3 separate regions of the Homo sapiens genome follow, and regions 2 and 3 are each linked to region 1. A link is a loop called in an ENCODE intact Hi-C map of the cell type or tissue named here. Cell type or tissue: heart left ventricle. All regions are shown on one strand. Links, peaks and the distances in the headings refer to the core of each region. The heading gives the core; the rest is flanking DNA.

What was found. A loop is a pair of places that touch in the nucleus more often than their neighbours do. Peaks named below come from ENCODE experiments on the same cell type or tissue, not always from the same donor. Only the 100,000 strongest peaks of a DNase experiment are listed, where the experiment ranks them.
Region 2: it touches region 1 in a loop (10-fold over the local background); 17 of 110 quality-filtered maps call a loop at or near these places.
Region 3: it touches region 1 in a loop (5-fold over the local background); 14 of 110 quality-filtered maps call a loop at or near these places.

What each region holds. Positions count from the first base shown.
Region 1 is chr1:61,038,681-61,047,079 of GRCh38, reverse strand. No RefSeq gene overlaps it. Among named protein-coding and RNA genes, the nearest start is that of NFIA, 40 kb to the left of the region's middle. In heart left ventricle, for the core only: CTCF peaks have their summits at 3,739 and 3,944 (motif pointing right); a DNase peak (open chromatin) is centred at 3,979; H3K4me3 peaks cover 1,115 bases; H3K27ac peaks cover 513 bases.
Region 2 is chr1:60,153,784-60,162,182 of GRCh38, reverse strand. The region is part of intron 1 of LINC02778 (long intergenic non-protein coding RNA 2778); the gene reads right to left. It overlaps LOC107984963 (a long non-coding RNA gene), which reads right to left. Exons shown (of 3, transcript XR_001738092.1): 3 at 3,378-3,868. Among named protein-coding and RNA genes, the nearest start is that of LINC02778, 43 kb to the right of the region's middle. In heart left ventricle, for the core only: a CTCF peak has its summit at 5,145 (motif pointing left); no DNase peak of the experiment used is centred there.
Region 3 is chr1:60,858,992-60,867,390 of GRCh38, reverse strand. No RefSeq gene overlaps it. Among named protein-coding and RNA genes, the nearest start is that of NFIA-AS2, 110 kb to the left of the region's middle. In heart left ventricle, for the core only: no CTCF peak of the experiment used is centred there; no DNase peak of the experiment used is centred there; H3K4me3 peaks cover 1,193 bases.

The sequences.
Region 1 (8,399 bases), core at 276-8,275:
ACACTAAAGATGTGGTAAAAGATGGTGTTTTCAGCCTCAGTTAATTGTAGATTATAATGTTTCCTAGGAAAATATTGATGATGGAAGAAGGGAGCAGGGGTGCATTGGGAGAAACCAAGAATGAGTGAATTTGTAATTTTATAAATATCAATAATTTATATTTATTTTATGACCAAACTGACCAAATGTCATTTTAGTGTATACATTACAATGAAAAGTTTAGTATAATCTAGCTATTGTCAAATCCTGGCATCTAAACTATAGTCATAGAGCTTTGTCGATCTGGTTATGGAAATTATTTACAATAGGTGTTTTTGTATAGCAAATGTTTTTGCTGGTCTGTATCCATGTAATAGGAACATTTTATGATGAAAGGACTGGATTGTTCAGGGAAGCAAATTATGCTTCTTTCAGGAGTGTTGTTTTGTCATTGTGCAACAATTACTCATTAGTTCCCCTTCTTCTTACTTACCTAAGTAGCAAACCAACCCGTTCATCATTCCTAACCAGAAAACGCCTTTCCATCCCCCAAAACAACTGAACTCATCAAAAGGTGTGGAGTTACTGATAGAAGGGTTTGAGTTGGGCATTGGATGTAAAGGTGTGCATTCCATCTTCTTTCTCCCACTGGGTCCAGCCATGATGCTTTTGCTTGCCAACACAATATCGTGAGCTCAGACTTTGGCAATTCATCTCTGGTTTCTTTACACTGAGAGTGTTTCTAATAATATAATAGATTTTCATTTTGAAACAGATGCCACAGAGGATTCGTTAGCAGGAAAACCCTACTGTGTAACTAACACTATAAAGTTACCAAATGTAAGGTTGGGTGGTTAGATTGTTAGCTTTTGGGGACCAGTTGGTAATTAGATAAGGGGGCTTTGTAAAGAAAAACCAGTTGAAACCAACACATATTAATGGAATGTATTTTGTATATTCTACACTGTTCTAGGTGCTAGGTGCTAGCAGAAATATGGAGAAATACAAGAGTATTTCTCCCAACATTTGCATTATTAGTTTTAGGGTAAAATTTTCTCCCATTCTCCCATTTTTCAAGTTCATGCCTTAGTTTCGTTATAATAAAATCATGAGGATAATGTTCAAAGAACATATACCCTAGCTCAAACATTAAGCTGATAAATTTTCTTCCTGAAATTACTATCTTCATTCTAGAATTTTAATGTTTCTCATTTCATCATCTTCACATAGCTAGGGTGACTTGAGAACAGACTTTAGGACTTCCATGTCATGGAAACACACATTGATTGGTGTAAGAGTGTGGATTGGATAGGTATATTTCTGGAAACCTTAGCTACTTCTTTTTGGTACCATTTCCCAAAAATGAGCAATCCAGGGCTTTTTTTTGGTAAATAAAGGGCAGAGCTGTGATCCAGTCTATAGGCCACTTTGGTCATTTATTTATTTTGACACAGAGTCTCGCTCTGTCACCCAGGCTGGAGTGCAGTGGTGTGATCTCAGCTCGATGCAACCTCTGCCTGCTGGGTTCAAGCAATTCTCCTGCCTCACTCAGCCTCCCGAGTAGCTGGGATTATAGGCATGTACCACTACGCCCGGCTAATTTTTGTATTTTTGGTAGAGACAGGATTTCACCATGTTGGCCAGGCTAGTCTCGAACTTATGACCATTCACCTGCCTTGGCCTCCCAATGTGCTGGGATTACAGGTGTCAGCCACCGCACCAGGCCTATAGGCCACTTTGAAACTCATTACTGTTCTTCATATCACCTGTGTTGAATCAGAGCATTGACCTTCCCAAGTCCCAGTCTCAGTACTTCAGAATGTGGGTATCTCCCTGAGTCAATTGCAGGGCACAGGCTGTTCTGTGTAGTTTCAGCTTTGGGAAAGCAGATACTTATTACAGTGAAATGACTTTTTACAACAGACAGGAATAAGATTTGCTTAAGAAGCTGAACTGCTGCTCTTGATCATGGAGGATGGAATGTTCAGTAAGGGCCACTGGTGAGAGTCTAATAAACTGATATTACTTATTATTGACATTAAATGGACCAGTCTCATGGGCCGGTTACTCCGAAAGTCAATTACCGAAGCCTGTAGTAAAAACTCAGTGTTTTCAAATAATTTAGAGGCTCCAAAAGGTATCAGTAAAACATGGACTGCTGAGTGTCTGAGGCAACAGAGCTGACTGAACATAAACAAGATGGGCATAGTCACATATTTATTTGAAGAACTCCTGAAGATGCCCAGAGCCTAGGGATCATGGGAACGATTCTGAAATGGTTGAAAGAGAAGGAGGGGTTATATCAATACCAAAAGTATTTAGGCCCAAGGACATTGTCTCATTTAACCCTGTGTAATCCTCACAATACCAAGGCATAATTATCCCCATTTCACGGAGGGAAACAGAGACTCATAGTTACAATTCCTAAGAGGCTTGGATAGGGCTGCTTCTGTGCTAGTCTGGCCCCAAAGCCAGTAGATTATCCGTTAGATTCTGGGCCCCTCAGCCTTCTCAGTCTGGGCTTGATTTACTTGTCCAACTTTATCTTCCAACCGGAATGATTGGCTCTTTTTTTTTGACAACGTCATCTCGAACTTTATTAAGTATCTGTTTTCTAGGCTGAGCCTACATAGAACAACCTCTGAACTGCAATGGACTCACGGAGATGTCCACACACAGATGCTCTGAGACTCCACTAGCCAATTCCAATACCCATCCTTGATTTGTTTACTCAGCTTTGCTGCATCTATTTGGATACTTAATCTAACCAATTTGTCCCTTTTTTGAATTTTTCTCTCGCTAATCAGCTTGCAAGATCCTATTCTCATTCTCAATAAGCGCTGCTGGTGCCTGATTCAGTGCTCCGCACGTTGTTGTCTCTCAAGAAATCCTTGCTGGTTGCCTGTAAGGCACCCACTCTCCCTCCTTCCCTTCCCATCCTCTCCCCCAACAAAAGCTGGTGCAGAAACATCCCAAAAGGGGCCAGGTTCCACGTGCTTCGTCCCCTTCCTCTGTCCCCTCACTGTCACCCACCAGGCCCCAAATATAAAAGGCGAAAGGCGCCGTTGCAATCAAAGCCTCAAAACAAAAGGCTCAAGGGGCGACTTTATTGACTCAGCCCCAACCAACTCAAACTTCCCCGTCGTCAGAATGTTCTTTCCCGCCACTACCCTGTCTTCCTGGAGCTGAACTTAAGACTCTTGGTCTGGCACTCGAAAACGCGTGAGGGGTGTGTGTGTGTGTGTGTGTGTGTGTGTGTGTGTGTGTGTGTTGGGGGGAAATGGGAGAGGATAGCAATAGTGCCGAAGGTGGAGGCAGTGGGGTGCGGGGAGAACGTTTCCCAGGGAACCTGAGAGCCCCAGATCTCGCGGCTGGCGACTTCCAACTCTCCCAAAGAAAGCCGCGGGCCTAGCTCGTTCATCAGTGTCACATTTCAATGGCAGCGCGGGGCGGCCTCGGCCAGGTGCCCGCGCGGGGCCGCGCGCCTTCCCGGCACGGCTCGGCCCGTCGGCGATTCAGACACCGCCAACCCACAAAGCCCAGACGGGAGCCCGGGGCTTGGGGAGGCCCCGAAGGCCCTGCGCGCCTCTCCTTCCTGCCGCCCCCACTACCCGGGGCTCCTTCGCGGCCTGCCGCCGGGCAGTGCGGGCCGAGTTCGGGCCTCTGTGGCTGGAGCCCGGCCGTCCCCGCGCCCCGCTGCCGTCGTGGCTTGGGGGTTCTGTCCTTCCTGCCTTCGAAGGCCAGGTCCCTCCTCACCCTCCACGCTGGTTCCCCCGGGAGCCACTGTCTGGGGCCAGGGGAGCCGGACTTTCTGATCGCAGCCCAGCTCTGCGCGACAGCGGGGCCGCGGACACAGCGTCCGCAGAGCGGCAAGACACTTTCTAAACTCGGGGATCTTTCAGTTTGCGAACAGGGTGGCGAGTAGAACTCTACCCCCAGCGCCACTGCTTTTACCCGGCCGCCGCGAGCTGACACCAGAGGGCGCCGTTTTAATGCGCTTCGGGCAAGGACCAGCTCCGGGAGCGCTCCGGCGTCGAGGCCGGGCTCGGATCTCGGGACTCGCTGCGGCGCCCTCTCCCCTAGGGCGCTCGGCCTGGGGTGCAACAGCGAACCCCGCTTCCCTCTTCGCGAGGGGAGGTTTACTGCACAGGATTGCGCCCTGGCTTTGCACAGAATGAGGGTTCCTTGCAGCCGTCCGGGTGAGGAGGAGGAGTGGCCCCTACCTGAAGCCGTGCCCCCGCCTAACTGCTAAAGAACACGTCTGCAGGCGTTGTTCAATTGAGAACGACTAATTAATTTTCCAGCACTTGTGCAGAATACTTTAAAATGGAAAAATGAAGGTCTTCGATGAAAATGAAGCTTGATAGTGTGCACCTGCCACTAATGTACGGTGCACGGCAACTTCCCCTCATTAGAGCGATGACTTGGGTTGAGAACAAGTCATATAGTGAAAATCACTTCAACACGTGCCTGTTCATATGCATAAACTCCTGTGTACCAGATGGCAAAATATAATGACATCTTAAACAGCTAATTGCATAAACCTTGTAATGCAGATAATTGCTGTACCAAAGTAGGAGTTAATAATTTCCCACTGTATTGCTTGACTTCAGAGTAATCCTCAAGGAAAGTTGTGACAATTCTAACACACTAAAGTTCACCAAGAGGTAATTAAAACTAGCAGTTAAATCATTTGACTTTCAAACCCTTAATTATGATTCGGAAGAACTGCTTTGTGGAAACCCAGAATTTACGGATGGTTATGTGATAACATTTAATGCCTGTATTTCATCAAGTTTTCTTTCATATATTTTATTCTGGAAAGTTATTCCAATAGCAAGAGGTTTCCATTTTGGGGTAAGAGTGGTTAACTGCCACCCCCAGTTGGACTGTTGATTTTTTTCAATTAAACATTTATTTATAGAGCCCCTTCTACAATAACTAACTCCAAGCCTTACCATGTGCCTGGCATTGTTCTAAACTTTACAGGTATTATCTCATTTAATCCTCAAAGCAACCATCTGAAATGTGTACCACTGTCATCCTCATTCTCCAGATTAGGAAGCCCAGACATAGAGATGCTAAGTAATTTGCTCAAAGTTGTCTAGAAGTCACTTTCCCAAACTCCTACGGTCTGACCCCAGAGCTCATGCTATTTACCGCTGTAATCTACTGTCTCATGGATTAAACCAGGGCCTTAATAATTTAATATTTCTTTTCTTTTCTTTTTTTTTTTTTTTTTTTGAGAAGGAGTCTCGCTCTGTCGCCCAGGCTGGAGTGCAGTAGTGTGATCTCGGCTCACTGCAAGCTCCGACTCTCGGGCTCACGCCATTCTCCTGCCTCAGCCTCCTGTGTAGCTGGGACTACAGGCGCCCACCAGCACCCGCGGCTAATTTTTTCTATTTTTAGTAGAGACGGGGTTTCACTGTGTTAGCCAGGATGGTCTCGATCTCCTGACCTTGTGATCCGCCCTCCTCCCAAAGTGCTGGGATTACAGGTGTGAGCCACCGCGCCCGGCCAATAATTTAATATTTCTAATTATTGTCTAATAATATTTAGAAATAAAACTAAAATAACATAATTGGAGTATAAAAGTCAGTTGACAGGTAGATGTCTTTGCTGAATTTATCGGTTTATGTCACGATACATTCCAGAAGCAGCTATCTGCTATTTCCACAGGGTAATTCCACAACAGTGAATACACCAAGAAAAATAAGCCTTTGAAACTAAGTTTTTATTTCATCAATACCTAGTTTAGAAGGCATGTGTGTCAAATATTGTATGTTCTCATTCATAAGTGAGTGTTAAAAATGTGTACACATAGACATACAGAGTGGAATGATGGACAGTGGATACTCAGACAGGTGAGAGAATAAGGGGGGGGGGTGATAAGAAATTAGTTAATGCATACAATATACATTATTCGGGTGATTGATAGCCTAAATGCCCTGACTTGACCACATTGCAATCTATGCATGTAACAAAGTTGCAGCTGGGCACCATGGCTCACACCGATAATCCCAGCACTTTGGGAGGCCAAGACTAACAGATCACTGAGGCCAAGAGTTTTAGACCAGCCTGGCCATCATGGTGAAACCCCATCTCTACTAAAAATACAAGAATTAGCCAGACGTGGTGGCAGGCACCTGTAATCTCAGATACTCTGGAGGTTGAGGCAGGAGAATCGCTTGAACCCAGCAGACAGAAGTTGCAGTGAGTCAATATCGTGTCACTGCACTACAGCCTGGGCAACAGAGTGAGACTCCATCTCAAAAAAAACAAAACAAAGCAAAACAAAACCAACAGAAAAACAAAAAAATTGCACACATACACCATAAATTTGTACAAAAAATGAAAAGCATGTGTGGCTTAATGTTTCTCTTTCTTCATCTTCAAATAAAACTAAAATTAGGCTTCCCAGGATATACAATAATGAGCATAGAACAAAATACTCTTTATAAAGTACACAGAGAACCATAGCCTTCCTTCTCCATATTGATATTGTAGAATTTCTCTTTCCTCAGTTTGGGTAGATGTATGGGGGCATAAAATGAGAGATGCCAGCTACTTCCTTAGTATAGGGGCCATATAGCGTTGGAAAGCCCATCATTAGAGATTACTTTCTGTGAGTTGAGTGCCATCTCATTTGTTTTTATGGCTGCATCATATTCCATGACAATAAACCAACTTTTATACAGACTCCCAGTAGAGGAAATGGTTGATGGTTTATTGCTAAGCTCCTAAATCCCTCTGGTCTCTGAGCTGATGGCTTATTTTCCTTATTAAGGGAGAAATCAGTTACAATCATGGCAAAATCCAGGACAGAAAACTTTAAAAATCCTTTTAAAATTGTTTTAAGATGGTAAATCTCATTTATGTTGGTATGCGACTAATTGCTTAGTAGCTCCAATCTGGTTGTCGGAAGGGAACAATATCACTCTCTAACACTGCTAGTAGAAATGTACATTGGTAATCCTCTTCTGGAGGGTAACTTGTCAGTATATATAATGCCTTATATCTTCTGATTATCTGTTCTACTTTTAGGAGTTAATCCTAAGGAAATAATCATGAACTGTTCAAATATTTAGCAAAATAATGTTTGTGACAATGGTTTTATAATGTTGAATATTGGAAAAATTCTGATATTCAATAATTGTTTAAGTGAATTGTGGTATATACATACCTTGGAAAACCATGCAACCATCAAGATACTCTGATATATTAAATGAATAAATTACATTATAAAGTAGTAAGTACCGCATGATCTCATTTTTGTTAAAAATGTTTGTATATATACATACAAAATAGACCAGTAGGAAATATATTTTAGAAAAGTGGAATTATAAGTGATTTCTATTTTCTTCCTTTCCATGTTTATATTTTCTAAATTTTTATTTTATTTTATTTTATTTTATTTTTGAGACGAAGTCTTGCTCTGTTGCCCAGGCTGGAGTACAGTGGCACAATCTCAGCTCACTACAACCTCTGCCTCCCTGGTTCAAGCAATTCTTCTGTCTCAGCCTCCCAAGTAGCTGGGACTATAGGCGCATGCCACCACACCTGGCTCATTTTTGTATTTTTAGTAGAGATGGGGTTTCATCATGTTGTCCAGGCTGGTCTCGAACTCCTGAGCTCAAGTGATCTGCCTGCCTTGGCCTCCCAAAGTGCTGGGATTACAGATGTTAGCCACCATGCCCGGCCATGTATTTGCTAAATTTCTAAAAGTGGGAATGTCTAACTTTCATAATAAGGAAGCAATCATAATAAGAAAACATAATAAGAACATAGTGTAAAATTATTTACAGTCATGCATTGCCTAATGACTGCATATATGATAGTGGTCCCATAAGATGATAACAGAGCTGAAAAATTCCTATTGCCTAGTGATGCCATAGCTGTCCTAACATCCTCGCACAATGCATTACCTTTTCTATGTTTGGAAACACAAATAATTACCACTGTGTTACAATTTTCTATTCAGTACAGTAACATGCTGTCCAGGTTTATAACCTAGGAGCAATAGGCTATACCATATAGCCTAGGTGTGTGGTAGGCTCTACCATCTATGTTTGTGCAAGTACACTCTATGATGTTCACACAATGACAAAATTGCCTAGTGATGCATTTCTCAGATTGTATCCCCATTGTTAAGCAATGCATGACTGTATATTAAAAACAAAATCAACAGAGCAGAGTGTACATCTATCTAGTAATGGTGACAAGGTAATTTGGACTGATCATCCCCCTGAGGACAATGAGAAAAGCTGATAAGAATATAAAAACATCCGCCTTAAGGCATTGGAGAACTAGCAAGGTAGGGAAGAATTATGTGGCCAGTATCTAGAGCATTTGGGCCTAATTTCCACTAGGGTTATTTGCCCATTCTAGAGAGAGTGGCTAAGGATTAAGGTTGGGGAACA
Region 2 (8,399 bases), core at 179-8,178, 880 kb after region 1:
GACCGCCGGTGAGCCAGGCAGAACAGAGCCATATTTCTCTTCTTTCAAAAGCAAATGGGAGAAATATCGCTGAATTCTTTTTGTCAGCAAGGAACATCCCTGAGAAAGAGAATGCACCCCTGAGGGTGGGCCTCTAAAATGCCCCGCTACGGTGTGGCCATATTCTATGGTTGAGACTGTAGGGATGAAATAAGTCTCCCATAGCACTCCCAGGCTTCTTAGGATGAGGAAATTGCTGCCTAATAAATTTTGGTCAGACCAGTTGCTCTCAAACCCTGTCTCCTGATAAGATGTTATCAATGACAATGGTGCCCAAAACTTCATTAGCAATTTTAATTTCGCCCCGGTCCTGTGGTCCTGTGATCTCACCCTGCCTCCATTTGCCTTGTGATATTCTATTACCTTGTGAAGTATGTGATCTCTGTGACCCACACCCTATTTGTACACTCCCTCCCCTTTTGAAATCCCTAATAAAAACTTGCTGGTTTTATGGCTCAGGGGGCATCATGGAACCTACTGACATGTGATGTCTCCCCCGGACACCCAGCTTTAAAATTTCTCTCTTTTGTACTCTGTCCCTTTATTTATCAACCCAGCTGATGCTTAGGGAAAATAGAAAAGAACCTACATGACTATCGGGGGCAGGTTCCCCGATAGAGACCAGGGATAGGAAGACAAGTCAAGAGCCTATTCAAATGTTTCAGAGCATATGAGGTTGTGAATAGACCAGAGACTGAAAATGGGGGCTATTTATAAATAATAACCTTCAGGGTTTAGTGTCAGATATGGGGAGCGAGGAGACGGGGAAAGAAGAGATGCCTCGAAAACTTCACTAGGAGAGAAAGAGAAAGTAACAGGTAGTAACACAAACAGTAAAACCCTATAAATCTCTTCTTAAAGAATTAAAATGACAAAATTTCAAAAAATACAGGCACACTTAAGCTTCAGAGCCTTGTTAAATGGGTAGGTGGTGCTAAATGTGAGTGGCAGTGGGGAAGGAAGGGAGATTTTTTTTTTTTTTTTGAGACGGAGTCTCGCTCTGTTACCGAGGCTGGAGTGCAGTGGTGCAATCTCGGCTCACTGCAACCTCCACCTCCTGGGTTCAAGTGATTCTCCTGCCTCAGCCTCCCAAGTAGCTGGGACTACAGTTGCATGCCACCACACCTGGCAAATTTTTTGTATTTTTAGTAGAGACAGGGTTTCATCATGTTAACCATGATGGTCTCGATCTCCTGACTTCGTGATCCGCCAGCCTCGGCCTCCCAAAGAGCTGGAATTACAAGTGTAAGCCATCGCACCTGGCCAAGGGAGGGAGATTTGGCTTCCAGGCAGAGCTCTTCTGTCTGAGTCCTGATGACACCCCCATTGTAGATAATAGTGTCCATTGTGGGTAGATAGCTCACTCTGAGAGAAACAAACCTGTTCTGCCAGAATGCCTTGCCAGTGGCTTCTGACTTACCTACACCTGCTCTATACTGGAATCTTAATTTTCAGGTTGGATCTACCCAGCAAAAGTACTCAATTACAAAAATGCTGGAATCTCATCTTTAACTCAAGGCATTATGAAAACAAAAGTATTACTGACAATGAGTGAACTCATTCTCTGAAATTCTAACAGCTTGTATAATAGCTAATGTTTACTGAGAGATTCCTTTGTTCCTGGCCCTGTACTAAGGGATTTATGTATAGATTGCTAATGCCGTCTTTGCTGTAATATAAGTTTGAGTTTAGGTGTCCATTCTCCTCCCAAATTTGTTTGCTGCAATTCTCCACAGAATTCCCAGCTACCATGGGACCAAAAATAGGTCCATTGGTTATTTGGGCCAAAATGTAATAGAACTTTTATGGCTGGAATGGAATGCAGTGTGGTATAATGATAAGTGTTTGGGGTTTTGAAGTTATGGAGAACTGGCTGCAGTTCAGTTCAGTTCAATTCAGTATAAAAGAGAGACTCTGAGCCACTACTACGGGAATTTTAATATACATGTATTTATTATAAGATAAGTACTGTGCATGTGAGGAGGTACACAAAGAAGAATGAAGACACAGTATCTGCTCTTAAGGACCCTATAAGTTATTGGGAAAAGATGGCACATAAATGGTAACTTTCAAAATAAATTGAGCAATATTAAGATAGTGATAAAGAGCTTTCTCTGGGGTCATGGAGAAGGAACACTTAATGCAGCCAAGATGGTTGCTGACCTACATCTTAAAAGGTAAAGAAGACAGATCAGCCAGGAATGGTGAGTCTCAAATTCCAGGCATAGAGATTATTATGAAAAAAGACACAGAAGAAGGATACATCATAGATATATGAAAAATTATAAACAACATAAAATGAAAAGCAGGGCAAAAAGCAGAGCATATTGATGATGTGAGCCTCACAAAGTTCCCACACCTTTCTGAGTCCCATTTCCTCATCACAAAATGATTATAACATTTAACATTTTAAACAATGTAACATTTAACATTATAAACAATGTCCACGTCATTGGATTTTTGCAAAAATGAAAGATTAAAAACCAACCAAGTACCCAAAATTGTGCTTATATCAGAAATTTCAAAGTGGGTAAGATATTTCACAAAAACACTTGCTCTATGGGATGCTAATGTATGCTTTATTTTAGGTTCTATGGTTAGTTATGATTCGGGAGACTGGAGTTGAACTGAGTACAAACTCTGAGCAGATTTCTTTAGAACTAAAGCTTTTAATATACTGTTTCACCGTGAACCTTTAAGGACATGAGAGAGAATATTTAGCTCTTCCAAAGCTTTTTTTCTTTTTTTCTCTAACTGAGCACCCCAAGGGACTCATGTTCCATAATCACACTGGGAAATATTGGCCAAGACTGGACCAGCATATAGGATGCTTCGGTCCATCTGACTCTTAGCTTCGGTCCATCTGACTCTTACCTTTAGAGGAATACTGTTTTATCAGTTCATATCAGTTCATCATTTTATTTGATGGCCAGAGTTTTTTCTAACCCATGACAAGTCTAAGTCTATGTCAACAATAATTCATATTAATGAAGGGTTCTATGTGTTGAGGTCTTTGGAGAGTTCCCTTTCAATCCTTTAAACAGCTGGTTCATGAGAAGGGCCACACTTTAATCCTTGACCCCTTAAGTAATTGAACTACCATCTAGATCATAACCTACCACATTATAAGTAAGGAGGCAGACTGATGTGATGGCTCTGAGTTTCGCAGTGATGGAGAAAATCACTTAGATGCTCTTCTGGGCCTCAGTTTCCAATACTTAAAAGAGGATGTTTGTTACTGGTAATCAGCAACCCTCTAGGATTCTACAACAGTGTCATATCATAGGTCAACCTAGAGACTATCAATCTGAAACACTGAATTTTATAAGGTAGGAAGCCATGGCTTAGAAAACAGAATTTCATAGTTCCACGTGGATTCTATATTCTGTAATACCTGGGCAGGAATGGAAGGAGTCCAAGCAAGAGTGGATGAGCCAAGTGGAAGAACAGTATTTCCAGCTAGCCTAAGATTCTCTGAAAGAAAATAGGGCCTAACAGTCGGCATGTGTTAAATTGAGTTGACGAAGGGAAGTGGGACTGGGAATACCTGGAAGAAAGTTATTTGCTTGAGTGAAATTCATTCAATTCAGACGACTTCCTAATCTCCACCCAGAGTTCTTCCAAAGCTATAGACCTGTATATCCAACCCAGAAGACATCTCCACCTACCGATTCAACAGACACCTCCAACTTAATGTGTTTGAAAGAGAACTTGTGTGTTTCCTCCTCTACATATCTCTGATATGGAGTTCAAGACAGTTCCCAGAGATGCTGGCAAGTCTAGGAAGGCAATTTCTTCCATCAGATTGGGCAGTCCTGAGAGCCTTCATCTAAAAGTGAACAGGAAATATTTACCAGGGACTTGGCATTTCCTTCGTCTTCAGAGCTTTCACTTGTGCTGTCTTATTTAACCCCCAATAAAAAACAACATTAATAATTAGGTGGCATTATTCTTATTTTTACAAATTATAAAAGTGAAACTTTGATGGAGTAAATGGTTACTCAAGCTTACACAGCTAGTTAAGTCTGGGAGCTGAAATTCCTACCTACACTTGACTCCTTGACTCCAAACCCTGCATTCCTTTGAGTAGGCTGTCTCCAGCACTGAGAACATCAAAGAATTGGTGCAGATGATGCTAGAGCATAGGGTTGCTGAGCTCTGTTCCTGGGGAGAGGCTGTTTCATGCTCTGTGTTGTGCTGTCTGTCATTAGTAAGCATCGTAGAAATGTTCATTGTCACTAGGAGAGAGTCATGGAACTATTGGGCAGGGAAAGAGATGTTAGGATACAGGTTCAGCAGCTGTCACATGTAATATATTAGGAGGATTTTACTTCCTGTACACATCACTTGAGCAACACACACACAAACACATACACACACACTCCCCACTGTAGTGCTTTCTCTCTCTCTCCCTCTCTGACTGGTTTCTGTGGAAAAAATGTAGAAGATATATTTTAAACGTAAAATAGAGAGCAGCTCACATTTTATTGATAACTCTCATTCACTGAGCACCTATGGTAAGCTTGTGCTCTATAAGCCAACCCAACCTAATTCTCACAGCATTCCTCTGAAATGGGTATTATAAATGGTATTTTGGAGACGAAGAAACTGAGGCACAGAAAGTTTAAAAATTGCTTGAGGTCACACAGCTAGCCAGGGTGCAGGGCTAGGAGAATGAGAATGCAAACACAGGTCTGTCAGGCTCCAAAGCCCAGGATTTCACCAGGATACTTGGCTGCCTCAGCAGGCTCACTCAGTGTGGTGCTGGGTGGACAATCTTGCCAAGAAGGCTCCTGGTGAAGAAAATTATTTTTTAAAATTACTGTTCCTTCCATTGTGTAAAAGTTACCATACACACAGCTCAGCTAGGAAAGTATATATATATATATATATATATATATATATATATATATATATCTCAAAGAGAGCTCCTATCCCTTCCCCCTGGAGCAGACAAAACCTCTAACAAATGCTATTTCATCCTGGTTCACGTGAGAGTTGTATGGGGGAAGCATGGAACATTTCTTGCTGCCAAAGACAAGTCCCAGAATTCTCACATCAGTGCTGCAAGACTGACACCATGTGGCCAAGTCAGCCTCCCGAGGCCCTCCCTTAACCACCTCCCACAGGTTGGAGGCTCACCAGCCTTCTCAGACTTTCTAAGGAAGGCACCTGAGAGGATAGGACAGCAAAGAAAGAACCAACCACCAGGGTGGGGAGCTGCTGGTAGAGTCTATTAGCTCTCTACAGAAGGCAAATACTATGCAAGTAGCCAACTACAAAACTAGGCTGTGGCACAGGAGAACAAGAAACTAGACTTTTTTTTCCCCTAACTTCTGTATTTATTTATCCCTTACCTTGTTCCAAATATACACAGGCAACTAAAAAGATGCTTTGAAGTTCCACTAGGTAATCCATTTTATAATTTGGTGGGCAAGATGAAGCAAGGAGAAACAAAATGGTAGAAATAAAAAAACCCCACACATTTGAAATGAAACAATCTAAAACATGCATAACTAGAAATGCAATACAAGGATTGTCTCTACATCTTCTACATGCCAGTGGGAAGGATGGAGGCCTCATGGTTAGTCTGAGATAAAAACAAACCATGAGGCAATGAAGAGCACAACTGTTCCTCATACTACTAGCAGAAAAAAAAATCCTGAAGTCGTTTTAGAGAGGGCAGGATGTAAAGGTCATGAATAATGTCAGTTCACAGATAAGCATAATTGGCCCAAATGATCTTTTGAGCTCAGCAAATCAGAAAGCCTGAACACTTCAACTCATCCTCTACTTTTGCATTCTTAAAATAATACAAGCTTTTTTTCTCATTATTTGCTTTGACTTTGTGTGTGTGTGTATAGAATGTTTTGTGCTTCCCCTTTAAATGATTGTCGCCAATTAGTTTTGTTTGTCTAAAATGCGATAAGATTCCATTTTAAGAAGTCGATGCTGGGCTTTTACTGAGGAACACAATAAATTAATCATTAAATCAATTGTATTGATTGAAGCTTGCAAGACATGAAAAATTGCAGAGCAAGGAATATTTCCACGAAGAGGTAGGAAAGGACCTCAGCATTCTGGGGGAAGGTAAATAAGTATGCTATGATAATACTGTTTCATTTCTTCCCTGGGATATGAGCTTCATTTATCAACTCTACAATAAATATGGTGACCATTTAATTTCAAACATTTACCGTAAATAATAGCTTCCATTTATTAAGTGCTCACTAAGCACTCTATTCTATGCTTAGTGCTTTCATACATTATGTCACGTAACCCTAACAATAAATCTGGTTGGAGCACATCTCTATCCCCATTTTGTAGAAGAGAATACTGAGGCTGATGCGCATGAGTAACTTGTTCAGAGTGACCCATCTAATGAAAATGTCTGGCTTGGAACCCACTTCTGAGTGAACCGAAAGCCCATGCTCTTAACACTGAATTCTATCTTAAATTAATAAACTAATAGAGAGAGAGGCTTGAAATTCTGCAGCATGCTTCCCTACCTTTTTTCAGGGCTGCTCGTGCCTCCTCAAAGTGTGCCAACAGTGTAAGGAAATAGAGTTTTGGAGCCAAGATTAGGTTTTATTTGGAAGAAAATGAATATTGGTTACCAAAGCCAAGGCAATGAGTAGAGTTGCAGGGTAAGAACTGAGACACCAAAAAGCACCCAATGCAAAATGCTTAGATGAGAGCCAATGGACATAAACACCAAGGCAGATAGGAGGCATAGGGTGGGGGTGGAGGGGTGTGTCAGAGTGTTTTATTATTCACATGAAGTGGCACAAAGAGCCTTTGGCAGAAACTGCCAAGGACTTTGGGCATATACAGGCGTAGTTTTCAACTTTCGAGTCCATAGCATGTACCTTAAGCACATCATTTAAGATTCTAAGCCTCAGTGTCCTTATGTATAAAATGGGAGCAGTCAGATCTCCCTCAAACTGCTGCTGTGAGGTTTAAGTGTGATAATGTATGTGAAACTCTTAAAAGGGAACATCTGGTACAGAGTCCGTGGCCAAAAAGGATGGCTCCTTTCCCCCTCTTTTACGCTCCCTTAGCAGAGCCTCTTTGAAGGAACTCCTGTACTGGACTTGGTAGAGGAGTGCGCCTATCCCCAGCTTTTCCCAACAGACCGCGTTGGCTTATCTCTTAACACCCTAAACAGCAGTCCCTCAAGAAGGTCTCTCTTGGCCTGCTACCTGTGACCAGTTACAAAAGCATAATCTGCTCGACAAGGATGAGGAGGGAAAGTGAGAGTGTTGATGGCTCCAACACTCTATTTCCTTCCACTGTGTTGACACACTGTGAGGAGACATGAACAGCGCTGAAAACAGGTAGAGAAGCATGGAAGTGAGAGATTAATGAAATAGCAATGCAGTGTTCATCAGGATGATGCCGATGGCAGGGTGTCTGCTTTATCACCAGACTCTCTGCTCATTTTCATGGGATGAAGCAGTCTGTTTTCAGAAGACCGTCTTGATTCTTAAAGAAGCAAAGACAGATGGGAACCTACTCTGGTCTGTCCTGCCACCTTCTTTTCTGGAAATAGACCCTCTTCCATGCTTAGTGCCAGAAGTAGACTTCTTTTCAGGATAATTTGCATGGAAGAACTCATTCAAATGGAAGAAGAGGCACTATGACTTAATGAAATACTCCCTCCACCAACCCCCACCACCCACACACGTACAAATCAAGTGAGGCTTTATTTTGCTGGGCAATTTCTTTCGACGGAAGTAGACTCATTGGCCAATTTAAAATAAAGGTGGTTATTTATTCACGCCACCACCTCTTGAAGAGGCCAGAACTAAAAGGAGAAGAAGAAAAGTCTCAATTACAGTTGCAGCAGCACTTAACGGCTTGCTGAGTATTCAGCTGAGATTTGAGCTTGAAATTCTGGTACCAGACACAGTTTAGGATTCTAGGGAGGAACAGGAAATGGCCTAGCTCAGAGTATTCCTTTTCACTTATTGAGTCCATTTATTTTATGGTTCTGACCACATGCCAAAACCATTTGGAGTCTTCAAGAGTTTAAATAGCAATGTCCAATTAATAAGGCATAAAGCCCTGCAGCTTCCTCACCCCCATGCATTTAGACAGCCCTTCTCCGTTCTGAATGTCTAATTGATAGGAGACACTTGCAGGCCTGTGTTTCTACATCTATGCTGAGGATGAGAGCAGTTAGAGTGGCTTCCAGAATGGGTTCCTCTGCTTGGAGGCATTTCCCAACCCTATACTGAGCAGTCATGTCAAAAAGAATGACAGTTCCTCATGGACATTGTGTCTGTGGTTGGAATAGGATGAAAGTTCTGGTAGTTTTATTTCCTTCTGAGACATTCTGGAACATTTTAGCAATGAAT
Region 3 (8,399 bases), core at 296-8,295, 180 kb after region 1:
TCCACCACTTTTATATGTTATATTCCCGGCGGTAAAACATCTGTAAAATAATTTTAAATGAAAAGCAACTTCCAAGTAAACTTTACAAAAAAGAAATTACAGTTTTCCAAGTTAAAAAAAGAGAAGCATTTGGTGATCTTTGCAAGAAAAAAAAAAGAGAGAGATGACACAATTTGCCATAAAAAGTAACAGTCTATAAAATCTATGAGCTGTTGAAATACAAGGAAGTAAAATGTTTCACCCAGAATATGACATCAGCGTGCAGTTTTTTCAAAAAAAGCTTACAACTTAGAAAATCATTGCTAAACCAATCAGTATATTCATTTCTAATGTTTAACAAGCTGTATAAAGTGAAGCAATAGGTAACATCATAGCATACACAAGTAAACCTTGTTCTTGCTGGCAAGAACTCTAATGGGAAAATAAGTGCCCTGAACAAAAGTTCAGGGTCAAAGTGGATAGTCTACTGTTAGTCTAATTAGCCAAAAGCTGCATGCAACATTGTCCTGAAATTACTGGTAAAGTTTCTAATGTCTAGTTAAGAAATTACAAGTTAAAACACACATGTACACACATACCCACAACCACTTTAACTCAACAGTCCTTAGGATGGACATACTGCATCCCAAGAAGCAGCCGGATAGAATCCTGCGGTAGCTCACTTTTAACAGTCTCTCAGTCCTCCGAATTCCTAAAACTTGCCAAAATGATACCACCATTGGTCCAGGAAGGGGAAAAGAGAACTCTTTCTGCAGATCATACAGTGAAACCGACCATGCCCTGTTTTGTAATTCCATTCGCCAGTCTCCCCCTTCAACATCTCTCTCTCTCTCTCTCTCTCTCTGTTTTTTTCTTAAACTGATATCTATGTGAAATGAGCTGAAGTTCACGGTCCAGTTAGGAACGGATAATACATTCATTGTCCTGGCAGCAAACTTTTTTTTCACTCCCTGGAAGAATTCACGCTTGCCGCAAGAATAATAATTACGGAAAACTAGAAATGCACTGCTAACAAATTAATCCTTAACGGACACCACCCTAACGAGGGCAGTAATGATTTGAGGACTCTCTTCCTCACGGGACTTGCATCTCCTGTGACAATGAGCTATTGTGCATCCTCACAACTCACTCTACCTCTTATAGATCCAAAATGTCAAAGGTTGTCTGTCCTGGTTGACCATGACATGTGAGTTAACTCATTCTGCTGCTGCATGGCAGAACTTTATTCAAACTTTATTTATATCCAGAGTAACTAAAAGATAGAGTGTGTGGGTCTTTTCCACTCAGAGCTAGAGTGCCTAAGAGACAGAAAACCTGCTCTGACATAAACGGAGAAAAGTTAGATGAGAGCTGTGGGACCCTGATGGAAAATAGGGAGTGGGGACCCAGAGTTCTCTCACAGGTGACTTTAGGCAATCCAGTTAATTGGCCAGGACTAGAATTCACTCAGAGGTTGCTTCTCCCTAGTGCCCAACACGCGTCCTCAGAAAATGCCACAGCCAGAGAAAACCATACACCCCATAGTCCCTGAAAACAAAAGTAAGGGGGATGTGAAACTGGAGAGAGGGGGCAAAACCTGAGGGCTGGGACGAATGTTTCACTTTTTCCCCCAATACTGACTTGGCTAAAATATCCACCTCCACCTTACAACTGATACTCTTTAAAAAAGAATTAAAAAAAAATAGAAAACCCCAAATACTGTCCCATGGAAAATGAGGGCAAGCATTCCTGGGAACTCAAGTCGCAGAGTGGCAGAGAGAGGATGGCAAGAGGCAGCAGTGTGAGGCTGCCTCACTGAATAGTGTGAAAAAAATCAAATGTGAGTTTGATGAATGTGAGGTCTGGGACATTTTGTCAAAGAGGGAGGGAAAGTAGAAAAGGAAAAAAAAAAAAAAAAAAAAAGCAGCCCCGGCTGCCAACTCACCATCCACCAAGTTCTGGCCGAGATGTCGTAGCAGAGCTGCCATTTGATGGAGCCGTCGGAAGCTTTCCCTGCCATTACGCTGTCAGCAAGCTTCATCTGATGCTAACTCACGGGAGATAAGACACCTAATTGAGAAAACATTTGCAGTGGCATGTGGGGCAACATGTAGTCCGGTCCATACCATATGGAATCATGGGTAAAAAAAAAAATCTCCTTGACAATGAACCAATCTCTCACAGACCCAGTGGCAAGGTGAAGTGGAGATGAAAAGTCTTCTGCTCCTAGCACTGTCTTCTCCTCTCTCCTTTTTAAAAAAACAAGAGCCCACTGCTACACATCAAAGGGAGGTAGTTAAAATTAGGGCTTCATCACTCAGATGATTTTGGTCTGCGGGGTTTTTCCTTTCCTTCCAATAACCAATCCCCCCCTCTTTTTTTTTTTTTTTTTTTTAAGGAGAATAAAGAGATTTAATAGGACAAAGGCAGGTAGTGGACTGCGGAGGGAGATCGCCACAGGCTATTAGCCTAAAATTTCTGCTTGACAGATGGAACTGCTTAGAGACTATCATGCAATGTTTTGGGCTTTTTCCCCCCTATTCACCCCCCCTTCTTTGACTTTAAGTCTGATTCAGTATCTGTTTTTCACAGCCACTTTTCTCAAGAACGTGAGCCGTGCATTTACAAAAATGTTTAGTTCAGTTTTGCTGTCTTACACATCTCTGTTGGAAAAGTCTCAAACTAAATCTGGGAACAACTGAACAGGTTTTCCAAGGAGTTAAAAAAAAAATTTCCAGGAAAAAATATTTCTCTTTCCTTACTTTATTTTTTGAAAATTAACTCATTAGTTAATTTAGTCATGAAGGAAGATAAACAAGAGATGGCAGCATTCAAGTCTCTTGATTTTTGGTTTGGCTGGCATTGTGTTTAGATGTATGATTTATGTGAGTAAATAAATACATTACTGATATTTTACAAGTTCTAACCTATGCTGGGCTAGGCACCACCGATGTTTTTTGGTGTCTTTTTAAATACATTAATTTTGGACTTTTCCATTCTTTGTAAACAAAGCAATCAGTCATTATCAATTCGGTTTAGCACAATTCAGGCTAAACTTGACATGAGCTCTTCCTTAATCAGAGAAAGTCACTTCTGATTTCCTTACTATAACCTAGCCATCTTCTTCACAGGGGTTTTTAACCACACATCCTCTCTTTAGTATGGAAAAGTAAACCACAATATGGACCTACCAATAAGAATGGTTGTAAAAATAATTTTTTTTAAAGTGAGAAAAAGTCCAGACAGTTGCTGCATTTCAAGTAATGTTACTTAGGACTAAGAGGGAGAAAGAAGCAGAGAGAATGACTTGTATTCGTTATATTCTTTCAAATTGTGTGACACTAGGAACTGTAGAAATACCTTTATCAGGGTACCAAACACGTCCTAATTTTCGTGGATGTGCACCAAACACATCCTAATTTTTTCTGAATATAAGCGATCCTTTGATCTCCAAGAACCTACAGTTTTCTCCGCTATGGGCCTTCAATATATGTACTCCAGAATATGGGAGAATTGTCCATCACTATTTCTCAGGGCTGTTGAACTGTGATTATTTAAAAAGTTGTGCATTTACTGCCTAATTATCCAGTGGATTTTTGGTTCTGGTCATATTTTGGACTGAATAATATTTAGATAAACTCATTCAGAGCATATTTTAAGTTCCAAAGAGGTAAATTTGGTGCATTTTTCTTTCCTATTTCTGATCTCTTCCTTAGTAGGTATTATTTTAACCATTTAGCATGCTGTTTTGACAAAAATAACTGTATTAAAGCAAATTTTATCGTGTTGCACCAAAAATATTTCTAACTTAAAGCATGATGCACAGACTGCTTCTAGGAATGAACTACAAATACAACAAATATGGCATTTTTTTTCTTTTTCATTCCTTATTGTAATGGGATTTCTTCTAATAAAATTGGGGTGAGAGGCGATAGCCAGAATTATTATCAAATGTAAATATTGTCATCACTCTTAGGAAGTATCTTTGTATACTTTATTACCTTGGTGTCACCTGTCTTTTCAGAAGAAGAGTCTGCAGTAGCACAGGAAATGTTGTTAGCTTGTGTCCAATGAATACAATGGACATACTACCAGAAACTTGCCCTGAGCTTGCCAATGAAAACATTTATTGCCATATGTAACTGCAGCATCATTAAAATTACTTAGTCTTTCTTAAGTTTATCATTTAGAGAAAGATAAGGAAAAAAGTTGGAAATTCTACATAAAATGTAAAATATCATCAACCAAACAAAAAAAGGAGGAAAAAAAAAAAGAAGAAGAAAAGAAATGAAGTAGCATTCTGTCTTTGAATCAACCAACCTCTGATTCTACTTCATCCATTCCTACTTGCCTCTGACAAGCAGACAAAACAAAATTTCCCTGTTTTAGGGTCTCCTCTGCTTTCTCCCAGGGTATACAGGCACATGGACATCTTGGACTTGTGGGTCCACAGCTTTACAGTTTCTGAGTTTATCCTGCAGCAACCTCTGAAGTTGGAGCTGTTTCTTGTCTGAGTCGCTGCATTTTTGAGACTCAGAACACCCTATGCATGCCCATTATTTATGAATGAATGGAGCACAAGGTAAACTGGAGTCCAGATTTCACTCTGTGAATGATAGAATAGCCGGGAAGATTTTGCAGGAGAGGGCACATAGTTTGAACAAAAAAATGATAAATATTATTGGATAATAGTATTTTAAATCCAGAACAATTAGGTGCATTTAACTTTATCATTGTTCTCTAAGAGGCTGGTGGAAGCTGTCCTTCCCATGCAGCAATCAATCTTTTCACAGTGTGGCCCTTTGTTAATAGCCTTTAAAAAAGATTAAATAAAACATGTTAAATATTGCAATTATTGTGGGAAATAAAATTATTTGGTGAGCATAATGGGGAGCAATTCAAGCATTTAACATGATCCAGGAAATGCTACTCCAAACAATTGCATTTGCTTTATGCATTTTTCCCCTTTGATTGCTGACAGATGCCTTTTTGGAAACAAACATCTAAATGGTTTGCCTTCAGTTAGAAAAAAAATGTAACAGAAAGCGGCTACATGTTTTGAATTTAACTCTTGTCATTTGAATACTTCTTCCCACTGCGCATGAATGAATCCAAGGCAAAAACAGCGCTCTCATCAATAAATAAGCCCATCAAAATTTGGCCTTTCTTATTTCCTTTCGGTATATTTTATAAGAAGTGGGAATCCCCCTAGATAGGGAGTCAGGTGATGAGGACTATTTCCTGAGTAACAATGGGGAAGCATTAGAAAGGGAATTGTCTCCTTATAACATGCAGCCTCAGGCAAAGTGCAAGTCACTTTCCAGCCTCATTCAGGTCATCATGGCCAGTGCTCCCCTAAATAAGCTATCCCCTTTTGCTGAATGGGAAGAACCCAAGAAAACTCAGAGGATGGTGAATTTCCATCTGTGTCATTGCTGCAGTGCATTCCGATAAAGGCCTCGAAGACTCTGCTGTCAACACGTGTACAATAGCAACGCCAAGGAGAGGTTTTGGTTTCTGTTATATATTGCTAAAAGGAGATATGATTTGAAATATTCATGATTTTCAGAGGCTGGGTCGTAGAGAGATTGAGAGCACTGCTTCTGCAATCTAGTTGTCCATATCCAGGCTCTCTTGGTTACTGTGTGACCTCTCCCAGGTTACTTAACCACTCTGATTCTGTGTCCTATCATAATCAGGAAAATGAAGATAATAATAGTTAAATGTGCGCTTGTGTGTGTGCATGTGTGTGTGTAGTGTAGTTAGAAGCAAAGAAATGCATAGGGTACATAGTCCCTGATATGTAATGAGTTCTCAACTGAAGTTATTGTGCTGTTATTGATGTCTTGTTACTATTATTCCCCTGTTGAGGGAAGCCCTCTTTCTTCCCCCTTCTGCTCCTGTGCTGTGAGGGTCAGTTGGATCCCTTCCCTCTGTTCTTCCATAATAACCTGTGCCTTGCTCCACTGCAGCTATTAGCACCCTCTTCTGGAATCATCTGCCTGCTAGTCTGTTTTCCCTCCTAGACCTTGAGATCTTTTTTTTTTTTTTGAGACAGAGTCTTGCTCTGTCGCCCAGGCTGGAGTGCAGTGCCCCAATCTCGGCTCACTGCAAGCTTCGCCTCCTGGGTTCATGCCATTTTCCTGCCTTAATCTCCTGAGTAGCTGGGACTACAGGAGCCTGCCACCATGCCCGGCTAATTTATTTTATTTTATTTTATTTTTATTTTTAGTAGAGACAGGGTTTCACCGTGTTAGCCAGGACGGTCTCGATCTCCTGACCTCGTGATCTGCTCGTCTCAGCCTCCCAAAGGACCTTGAGATTCTTAAGGGCAGGGACTGTATCTTGCTCATCTGAGTAGCTGTAAGGCCAAGCACAGTGCTGGGCAGAGTAGGGGCTCCCTACGTGGTTGGAGAATGAGAATAAAAAGGCACAGGACATTAGCCACTTTGAAATTTGCATCCTTCTATTTACACAGCCTTGTCTTTTACCTTGGCTCAAGCTATTGCCCTCCTGGGACATGATCTCCCTTTCCAAGGTAACACCCTCCTCAGGACGCCAGCTCACAGTGACCCCTAACACGTTTGGTGCCCTGCTGCCTTCCTTATATGCACCATCCATTAGTACTACTTTGCATCAACTGACTGTATTATTATTTGTCTTTGATGAAAATGTGTCTTTCTTTCATTTATTCACCCATTTAATAGCAACATATGTGATTCAGGCACTAAAACTTATTTTCTCTTTCTTTTCAAGCTCTGTTTCTAGGACCATTGGAAATTTGAAAGTCTAGGGGAAGAGCAATTTGATTTCGTATGTAACAGCTCACGTATACTGAGTGTTTCCTCTTGGCCAGGCACTGTTCTAAGATCTTTGTGTGTGTGTGTGTGTGTGTGTGTGTGTGTGTGTGTGTGTGTTTTTCCATGTGAGTCCTTATGAGGTAGAACCTATTATTAACTCCATTTTACAAACAGGATAACAGACTCCAAGAGGTAAAGTGACTTGCTTAGGGCTCCAGAGTTAGTGATGGAAGGAGGATTCAAGCCTTGGAATGATGACTTCAGAGCTTCACCACTCTGGTGTTGCCTCCTGAACCAAAAAAGGAGAGAAGTAACAGGATTTAGCACCTGTTACATGTCATACAGTTTTTAAACACACTTTTGGGTATGATATGTTGTTTAACCTTCACAACAACCATAGGAGGTTGTTATTACGATTTTTAACTTGCAGATCAGGGTCAAAAAGGTAAGAGTCTTGGCTAAAGACACATGCTAAAGAACAAGAGCCAAGATTCAACCCTATGTCCATATAATGAAAAGCCTATGCTTTTGCTATTCCAACCAGCTTGTTCTCAGAAGACAATTTTTATTTTTTATTCATTTTTTTGGAGATAAGATTTATCTGTCACCCAGGCTGGAGTACAGTGGCCTCGAACTCCTGGGCTTGACTGATGTTCCTACCTCAGCCTCCCAAGTAGCTGGGACCACAGTTGTGCACCACCACACCTGGCTAATTGATTTTTTTTTTTAGAGAGACGGGGGCTTGCTTTGTTACCCAGGCTGGTCTTGAACCCCTGGTCTCAAGTGATCTTCCTGCCTTGGATATTTTTTATTTCTTATGTAGAGTTGAATGTTGAGCTTAACAGATATGTATGGCCTTGAATCACCAGGCTCATGGAAAACATGAAATTAGAAATGTACCCTGTTGCTGAAGCTGCAGAAATGTTCAGTTTAGAGCAATGGGTATCCAAGATTAAAAAGAAAGAAAAAAATAGAACAGAAAATAAAAGCTGTATTAAGAGGCATTAACTACTATTAACACCTAGATCTTTCCTCTAACCTTAATCAGGTGGAAAATCCTAAGATGGTGTTCAGGCCATCACCATCTAAACCTTCGAGTCAGGATGTATTCACACGTTAAGTATTGGGATAAAAAGAAGAATCAACACAAAAGGATAGAAAGTCTAGTTCCTCTAAAGCTCTAAAGTGTGAAGGTCTCTGGTGGGAGATTTATCCTTTTTTGATGAAGGCAGCAAAATCCTCTGCACAGGTACATGTCATTACTGGGTGTGAGTGTGGTGACTTAAAGAAACCAGCATTCCAGGTCACCTGGCATGCTTTTCTCACCGTATGGCAGAAGTGAATGCTGCAAAGCTGAAAAGGGCAGAATTGAAGAAAATGCCAGAGGGTCCAGACAGCCCCATCTATTTTATTAATTTGCCCAGAGATTGCTCAGATTTTTGATCTGGTATATATACATATATGTAGATATGGATATATATTTATTGCTCAATCAATCTATCTGTATTGTGCAAGGAAAATATTGATAATTTATTTTTGGCAGAAACTCACCCACAATGTCCTGCAAAGAATCAGTTTTCTTCTTGGCGGCAGATCTTGTGCCTCATTTCCATTTAGAAA